Regions from separate parts of the Homo sapiens genome. Here region 2 is linked to region 1. A link is an interaction called in ENCODE POLR2A ChIA-PET data of the cell type or tissue named here. Cell type or tissue: MCF 10A. All regions are shown on one strand. Each heading gives the region's core, and the rest is flanking DNA. Links, peaks and the distances in the headings are about the cores only. Region 1 overlaps ALG8 (ALG8 alpha-1,3-glucosyltransferase). Region 2 overlaps NDUFC2-KCTD14 (NDUFC2-KCTD14 readthrough).

Region 1 (4,390 bases), core at 391-4,390:
CTTTTAACCATAAAAAGCTTCATAGTAATTAGAATATAACTGGTGTTCAATGAATATTTGTTGGATGCTTATTGAACAAATAAAATTTGACTATGGAATCAGCTAGACCTTACCCAGATCTTAAATAAGTTATAAAATTGAAGAGAGACCTAGAAGCATTCCCACTCTTTTTTGTTATTACTCCTAAAGCTACCAATTCTAGACCGCACCTGATGAGAGAAGGAAACTGGCCTTTCATGGTCCCTGTGGCAGTTTCCCCTGCAGAACATCAGGACTGTTATCTCATTTAATCCTTCCGAAATTCCTGTGAGGTGGATAGATTTCAGACTTTCTTTTTTTTTGAAGACAACGTCATGCTGTGTCACCCAGGCTGGAGAATGCAGTGGTGGAGTCACAGCACACTGTAACCTCAACCTCCTGGGCTCAAACAGTCCTCCTGCCTCAGCCTCCAGTTAGCTGGGACCACAGGTGCACACCACCACTCCCGGCTAATTTTTTGTATTTTTACTAGAGACGGGGTTTCGCCATGTTAGCCAAGATGGTCTGGATCTCCTGACTTCGTGATCCACCCACTTCAGCCTCTCAAAGTGCTGGGATTACAGGTGTCAGCCACCCCACCCAGCCAAATTCTTACTATAACTTCTTAGTTATAGTAAGCTGGTTTTGTTTTGTTTGTTTGTTTGTTTGTTTTGGAGATAGCATCTTGCATTGTCACCCAGGCTGGAGTGCAGTGGCGCGATCTCAGCTCACTGCAACCTCCACCTCACTGCAACCTCCACCTCACGTGATTCTCGTGTCTCAGCCTCCCAAGTAGCTGGGATTACAGGCACCCACCACCATGCCTGGCTAATTTTTTGTATTTTTAGTAGAGACAGGGTTTCACTATGTTGGCCAGGCTGGTCTCAAACTCCTGACCTCAAGTGATCCACCCGCCTCGGTCTCCCAAAGTGCTGGGATTATAGGCATGAGCCACCACGCCTGGCCTTTGTTTGTTCTTTTTACATCAGAATACCTTTAGTTTTCCTAAGTAGTGTTTGTATCAAGTGCAGTGACTGGTGCCTTCAGCCTGATAGTGCTATATAAGTTACCTAATCTACAATATAAAATTCAATTGATTTTTTTGGTAGCATAGCATCCTATATATTTGTTCATGTTCTCATTCCCAGCCCTTCTTTGGAAATCAACTCCAGCTATTCTGAAACTGTGAGGGGTGAAGGTAATTTAATTCTCTGGGCTCTAATTCCTAAAGGAGAGTTTGCAGTATGTTATTACTGATGACATGTAGGATATGATCTCAGCATAAGGCTTAGTATGTGATAAATCTTTGTTGGAATAGTGAATTTATGAACACATTAGACTCAGTATAAAAGCTAGCTGGGCTGGTCGCAGTGGCTCATGCCTGTAATCCCAGCACTTTGGGAGGCTGAGACAGGTGGATCAGTTGAGGCCAGGAGTTTGAGACCAGCCTGGCCAACATGGTGAAACCCCATCTCTACTAAAAATACAAAAAAATTAGCCAGGCGTGGTGGTGGGCACTTGTAATCCCAGCTACTTGGGAGGCTGAGGCAGGAGAATTACTTGAACCCGGAAAGTGGAGGTTGCAGTAAACGAGACCGTGCCATTGCACTCCAGCCTGGGCAACAAGAACAAAACTCCGTCTCAAAAAAAAAGCTAGCTGGAATCACTTGCCTATGTTTTCCTTATACTGGTTATAGAATATTTACCTTGGGCCAAGCATGGCGGTTCACGCCTGTAATCCCAGCACTTTGGGAGGCCGAGGCAGGTGGATCACCTGAGGTCAGGAGTTTGAGACCAGCCTGGCCAACATGGTGAAACCCTGTCTCTACTAAAAAATACAAAAATTAGCCGGGTGTGTTGGCACACGCCTGTAGTCCCAGCTACTCGGGAGGCTGAGACAGGAGAATTGCTTGAACCGAGGAGGCGGAGGCTGCAGTGAGTCAGGATTGTGCCACTGCACTTCAGCCTGGGTAAGACAGAGGGAGACTCCATCTCAAATAAAATAAAATAAAATAAAAATTTAAAAAAGTAGGTATTGTTTATTTTTGTTATTTATTTATTCATTTTGGAGACAGGGTCTCACTCTGTCACCCAAGTTGGAGTGCAGTGTCGTCATCATGGCTCATTGCAGCCTCCACCTCCTGGGCTAAAGCAGATTCTCTCACCTCAGCCTCCAGAGTAGCTGGTGCTACAGGTGCAAGCCATCACGCCTAGCTAATTTTTTTTATTTTTTATTTTTTTGTAGAGACAGGGCCTCCCTATTTTGTCCAGGCTGGTCTTGAACTCCTGGGGTCAAGCAATCCTTCCACGTCGGCTTACCAAAGTGCTGGGATTGCAGGTGTGAGTCACCACACTTAGCCTAATTTTAGTTTTTTAAATAACCTTTTTGTAGGATAATTTTAGCTTTCCAGAAAAGTTGTAGAAATAGTACAGAGAGTTCCTATATATCCCTCACCCATTTTCCCCCATTACCACCTTACATAACCATGGTACATTCATCAAGACTAAGAAAGCAATATTGATGCATTTGAATTTCACCCGTTTTTCCTTTAATGTCCTTGTTCTGTTCCAGGATTCAATCTAGAATACCACATTATTGCATTTCATTTACCCTGAATTTTAAAGTGATATTTCCCTTTTAAATCTCCTAGAAAAGGCATATGGAAGGAGCATTTCTCTTTGCTGTTCTCCTACATTTCAAGCATATCTACCTCTATGTAGCACCAGCTTATGGTGTATATCTGCTGCGATCCTACTGTTTCACTGCAAATAAACCAGGCAAGTTTTGGTAATAATAGCAAAAACATTTTCGATTTTTCCCTTACTGTGTTGACTTGGTGGCTTGCTTGATAAGAAGGTTTTATGAAGCACAGCAGATATCTCAGCTGCTAATCCTGTAAGCCCTTTACCCATTCTCGCTTTTCTCTGCTCTTGCCACATCATGAATAGATTGGTATACTATTGTGGGATACTTCTAGTTTTAGCACATGATATAGGTTATGGTTAATGTTCCTTTCCATCTTCCTGGTTACTGATAATGTTCCTTTTCTGTAGATGGGTCTATTCGATGGAAGAGTTTCAGCTTTGTTCGTGTTATTTCCCTGGGACTGGTTGTTTTCTTAGTTTCTGCTCTTTCATTGGGTCCTTTCCTGGCCTTGGTAAGCCTTTTTTTTTTTTTTTTTCAATTAATACATGTTCTTTGTTGGTGTTTAGAAAACCTAATAAAGCCAGGAATATGTAAAATAAGTAAAAGCTACTTTTTTCTTACTCCTTACCCAACGTGACTCCCCAAAGATAGGGCAGTATTCCTTTTTTTTTTTTGTTTTTGTTTAAGATGGAGTCTCACTGTGTCGCCCAGGCTGGAATGCAGTGGCGTGATCTCGGCTCACTGCAACCTCCACCTCCTGGATTCAAGCGATTCTCCTGTCTCAGCCTCCTGAGTAGGTGGGATTACAGGCACATGCCACCATGCCTGGCTAATTTTTGTATTTTTAGTAGAGACAGGGTTTCAACATGTTGGTCAGGCTGGACTCGAACTTCTGACCTCAGGTGATCCACCTGCCTCAGCCTCCCAACGTGCTGGGATTAAAGGCATGAGCCACCGCTCTTGGCCCGATAAGGTAGTATTCTTTCAGACATTTTTGTGCACATTCAAATATGTATATATATATACATGTATATGTTTAACTGTACATTACACATACACAAACACAGAATTGATCTTCATTATTTGTGTATTCTGTACTTGTAAGTTTACTTACTTGATAAAATGTATTTGTAACAAAATCAATAATTTTGCAGTCTTACATGGACAGCAGACATTCTAAAGTGCATAGAATTTAACAGATGTTCAGATGTTTTCTTTCTTCCTCTTCTTCCCTGCCCTGAAATCAACTAATTAATTTTAATTCTTACTAAAACTGAAACGCGTCACATCTTTTGTAGTTTCCCAGCTCTCCCCTTCACCCTAGTAGACATGGATAAGCTGCAGTCTGTGTTCTGCTTTGTAGCTTGTAAATTCTTCTGTTATTATAATAGTATGGACGGGTATTCAGAGTATTTTTATGTATATTGTCCCACTGGACAGTGGACAAAGTGAGACCAAAAGAAGGTTCTGTGAACTTACATTGTGGTGAGCATATAACCACTTACTTACTAGAACCCAGACCCCATAACTTTCTACACACTATACCATAGAGAGTTCCCTAGTTCTCTTTTTGAATTTGAAAAAGATTGATGACTGTTTAATCAGTTTCATTTCTCTTTTCAACAGAATCAGCTGCCTCAAGTCTTTTCCCGACTCTTTCCTTTCAAGAGGGGCCTCTGTCATGCATATTGGGCTCCAAACTTCTGGGCTTTGTACAATGCTTTG
Region 2 (4,390 bases), core at 117-4,116, 63 kb after region 1:
TTTGGGAGGCTGGAGCGGGAGGATCACTTGAGTCTGGGAGGTTGAGACTGCTGTGAGCTATGATCACGCCACTGCACTCAGCCTGGGCGACAGTGTGAGACTTTGTCTCTTAAGAAAAAAAAGAACAAGCTGGATGCGGTGGCTTACGCCTGTCATCCCAGCACTTTAGGAGGCCGAGGCGGGCAGATCACCTGAGGTCGGGAGTTCGCGACCAACATGGAGAAACCCCGTCTCTACTAAAAATACAAAATTAGCTGGGCGTGGTGGCGCATGCCTGTAATCCCAGCTACTCGGGAGGCTGAGGCAGAAGAATCGCCTGAACCTGGGAGGCCGAGGTTGCAGTGAGCCGAGATCGTGCCATTACACTCCAGCCTTGGCAACAAGAGCGAAACTCCATCTCAAAAAAAAAAAAAGAGAAGAAAAACAGGAGCCTTATTTTCATGATCTGCCCCACTCCTGTCCCCAGGCACTCAACCCCTGTTGTGTGCTTCAACCCTCTGCTTTGTCCCTCAGGGGAGTTCTTGTATTGGGAGCCCACTATGTGCCAACACTCTGCTGGGCCTGGGGATATAACAGGACATGAGGTAGGCATGGTCCCTGCACTCAGGGCAGCTTATAACTAGTTGGAAGAGAGCAATGACCAACAATGCACAGATCAATATGGTTAACATCACATTGTGACTTGTACTAGGAAGAAAATAAGGTAACGAGGCCAGGTGCAGTGGCTCACACCCAGCACAGGTGGATCACTTGAGGTCAGGAGTTCGAGACCAGCCCGGTCAACATGGTGAAACCCCATCTCTACTAAAAATACACACACAAAAAAAATTAGCTGTGCATCGTGGTGGGCGCCTGGAATCCCAGCTACTCGGGAGGCTGAGGCAGGGGAATCACTTGAACCCGGTAGAGGTTACAATGAGCTGAGATTGCACCACTGCACTCCAGCCTGGGCGACAGAGCAAGACTCCATCTCAAAAAAAAAAAAAAAAGAAGAAGAAGAAGAAAAGAAGGTAACAAACCTTACTACTCACTGTTATCTGCAGACCAGCCCCATCCATCAAGTTACCCCAGAGCTCATCATGAATGCAGATTCTCAGGCCCCAGCCAGGACCTACTGAATTGGAACTGCATTTCAACAAGATCCTCTGAAGATGCCCAATTCCAAACATGGTTATTATGCCCAGGAAGAAGAAACAGCTGTGCTAAGACCTGAATGTTCTCAGCTTTTGGAAGATCTGCTATCCAGGTAGAGGGAAGAGCAAGTGCTACTGATCACAAAATATTCTCCTTAAAGATACAACTGGCCAGCACAGTGGCTCACGCCTGTAATCCCAACACTTTGAGAGGCTGAGGCGGGCAGATCACTTGAGGCCAGGAGTTCAAGACCAGCCTGGCCAACATGGTGAAACCCCGTCTCTACTAAAAATCCAAAAATTAGCCTGGCATGGTGGCACGCACCTGTAATCCCAGTTACTTGGGAGGCTGAGGCAAGAGAATTGCTTGAACCAGGGAGGCAGAGGTTGCAGTGAGTTGAGATCGCACCACTGAATTCCAGCCTGGGCAACAGAGTGAGACTCCATCTCAAAAAACAAAACAAAACAAAACAAAAAAAAACTGGCCGGCACAGTGGCTCACGCCTGTAATCTCAGCACTTTGGGAGGCCAAGGCAGGAGGATTGCTTGAGCCCAGGAGTTTGAGACCAGCCTGGGCAACATAGTGAGACTTTGCCTCTACAAAAAAAAAATTTGAGCCAGGCGCAGTGGCTTATGCCTGTAATCCCAACACTTTGAGAGGCTGAGGCAGGTGGATCACTTGAGTCCAGGAGTTCAAGACGAGCCTGCGCAACATGGTGAAACCCTGTCTCTACAAAAAATACAAAAATTAACTGAGGGTGGAGGTGCATGCCTGTAGTCCCAGCTACTTGGGAGGCTGAAGTAGGAGAATTGCTTGAGCCCGGGAGGTGGAGGCTGCAGTGAGCTGAGATTGCACTACTGCACTCCAGCCTGGGCGACAGAGCAAGACTTGTCTCAAATAATAATAATAATAATAAAATAAAAATTAGCCTGGCATGGTGGCACTCGCCTGTAGTCTCAGCTACCCAGGAACCTGAGGTGGGAGGATTGCTTGAGCCCAGGAGGTTGAGGCTTCAGTGAGTCATGATTTTGCCACTGCATTCCAGCCTGGATGACAGAGTGAAACCTTGTCTCAAAAAAATAAATAAAAAATAAAAGGACAGAACTAACTTGGACATGATCTTAAGCAAGTCAGTCTGCCTTTGTAGGCCTCAGTCTCCTATCTGGAAAGTGCAGGATCTTCCAAGCTGAAAAAACACAGTTCCTCTGAATGGAGGGTTTTGAGGCATGATGAGCCAAACAACCAGCTAAGGAAAGCTATTTATTTGAGGGAGTGGTGGGGCCCCTTCTCTGGAGTCCTTAAGTCATGCTAAGAGGCCCAGACCTTTCCTGCTTACTCTGGAATATCTCTGCTGTTCGGAGAATCTGCTGCGAACTCTACTGTTACAAAGGCACCTTATGAAGGGCTGACCAGAGTGGACCAGGAGCAGGGGCAGGTCTTCCCGTCCAGCCCCACCCCCAACTTCCCCCCTGTCACACCCCTCCCCCAGTTCTGGGAAAACACAGCCCTTCCTCTAGCTGATGCAACTAGCCCTGGGGGCCAGCCTAAGGCCTTCTAGGTTTGCTGAGAGGTAGAGAGAGGGGCGATGTCAACAAAGCACCCCCTCATCAGCCAATCTCAAATGTCTGAGTTGTCAGAACTCCAAGGCTCCACAGTAATCCAGCAACCCAACCCCTACAATTCACCAATGAGGAAACTGAGACTCCAACTTATATTTCCAGTCATGCTTTGTTCCTTCCCCTGGGAGGACTTCTTCCCGGCCTTCCCATTCTTCCTGGCCTTCTGGGGCTCCAGCCCTCAATCCACAGGTATCATGTACTATAAGGCTTTGGACTCCAAAATTCTGCGACTAGACTCATACCAAAACATGTCTCTCTCTCTCTTTCCTATCTGGGAGCCCCTGGAGGGCAAGAACCAGGTCTTATTTTTATTTTTTTTTAGAGACAGGGGTCTCGCTATGCTGTCTGGGTTGGTCTTGAACTCTTGATCTCAAGCAATCCTCCCGCCTCGGCCTCCCAAAGTGCTAGGATTACAGGAGTGAGCCACTGTGCTCAGCCTAAGAACCAAGCCTTGACTCTTCATTTTGACTACTATACCCAAGGAGCTTAGGAAAGTGTCCTTAGTTTGCTGACTGAAAGGATGAATGAATGAAGACTGTGGGGTCTGTCTACCCGTGGTGTGCTTCTCTCCTGCCTCCATTTTCTCAACCAATAGATTTTTGCTGAGTTTTCCCCAAGGAAGTGCTGGCCACAGAGGGCGCTCAGCAGGGAGGCTGCCATTGCCAACCCCTGGACTCCAGCAAGCTCAGCTACCTCCTTCTGCCACGGCCAGGCCCTGTCAGAGGAGCTCCGGAGTCTCCCTCCCTCGGGCCAGCTCTTGGTCTGCCTACAGTGCTGGCCCCCAGTCTGGGACCCAGGCCAGAGTCCAGGAAGTGTTTGAGGACCCACTCCCCGCTCTGCACAGGTGCTGCGAGGGGGCTTTGCTAGAGAAGGAGGAGACATGCGTCAAGATCCACGAGTTCATCCACAAAACTCAGCCAGTGAACGCCATTCTTCCCGGCCTTCTGAGGTTCCAGCTCTGAATCCACCTGCTGCCATCCTTTGGGGGTGTCTTCCCCTTTTCCCCTTTCCAGCCAGGTTCACAGTGACGGGCTCCCATTCTGGCATCTCCATGATGCCTCCCTTCACAACCAATCCTTCTGCAGTACAAGAAGAACCCCCCATCCATCCCTCACTCAAACACCTTCCGTGACTGTTACAGTAGATAGCTGGTCAGACATGAGCAGGGCAGGAGAGGCCCCACCTCTCAACCAGGAAAGTCAGGTGACCATCAGGTGAGGGTCAAGTGGTTGTTAAGCTGTTACGCTAAAATAATAATTGGTTGCATCTGGCATCAGGGACCGGCAGTCTCCCAGTAGATAAGAAAAACCTGAAACTGGTAATAAGATCTCAGGAACTGGGCAAGTAGGCCCCCACATGCATACTAAGAGGCAAAATGGTGGAGTTTAACTGGTAAATGACCTCCTAGGGACGTTTGACTGGTAAGGGAAGAATGCCTTGAGTGAGCAGTGCACAACTCCAGGAAACACACTGCGCATGCTCCCCTCCCAAGCACTAGCAGGCCTCTGCACATGCCGGTAGCCAGCCCCAAGGGAAGAATAGGGGGAGAAGGGACACAAGACCCCAGAAGTTTGCCAATGTATAAATCCCCAAGTCAAAAGGTTAAACAGTGCACTTGGCTTGGCTTTCAAGTCATT

The links. ChIA-PET counts read pairs that join two places held together with the same protein. Peaks named below come from ENCODE experiments on the same cell type or tissue, not always from the same donor. Only the 100,000 strongest peaks of a DNase experiment are listed, where the experiment ranks them.
Region 2: POLR2A ChIA-PET joins it to region 1 with 5 read pairs; 5 of 35 experiments call an interaction of 5 or more read pairs at or near these places.

Annotation. Positions count from the first base shown.
Region 1 is chr11:78,112,672-78,117,061 of GRCh38, reverse strand. ALG8 (ALG8 alpha-1,3-glucosyltransferase) reads left to right here. Exons shown (of 13, transcript NM_024079.5): 6 at 2,670-2,796; 7 at 3,073-3,176; 8 at 4,292-4,390. Among named protein-coding and RNA genes, the nearest start is that of ALG8, 25 kb to the left of the region's middle. In MCF 10A, for the core only: no CTCF peak of the experiment used is centred there; no DNase peak of the experiment used is centred there.
Region 2 is chr11:78,049,521-78,053,910 of GRCh38, reverse strand. All of the region lies in intron 1 of NDUFC2-KCTD14 (NDUFC2-KCTD14 readthrough), which reads left to right. Among named protein-coding and RNA genes, the nearest start is that of THRSP, 12 kb to the left of the region's middle. In MCF 10A, for the core only: no CTCF peak of the experiment used is centred there; a DNase peak (open chromatin) is centred at 2,170.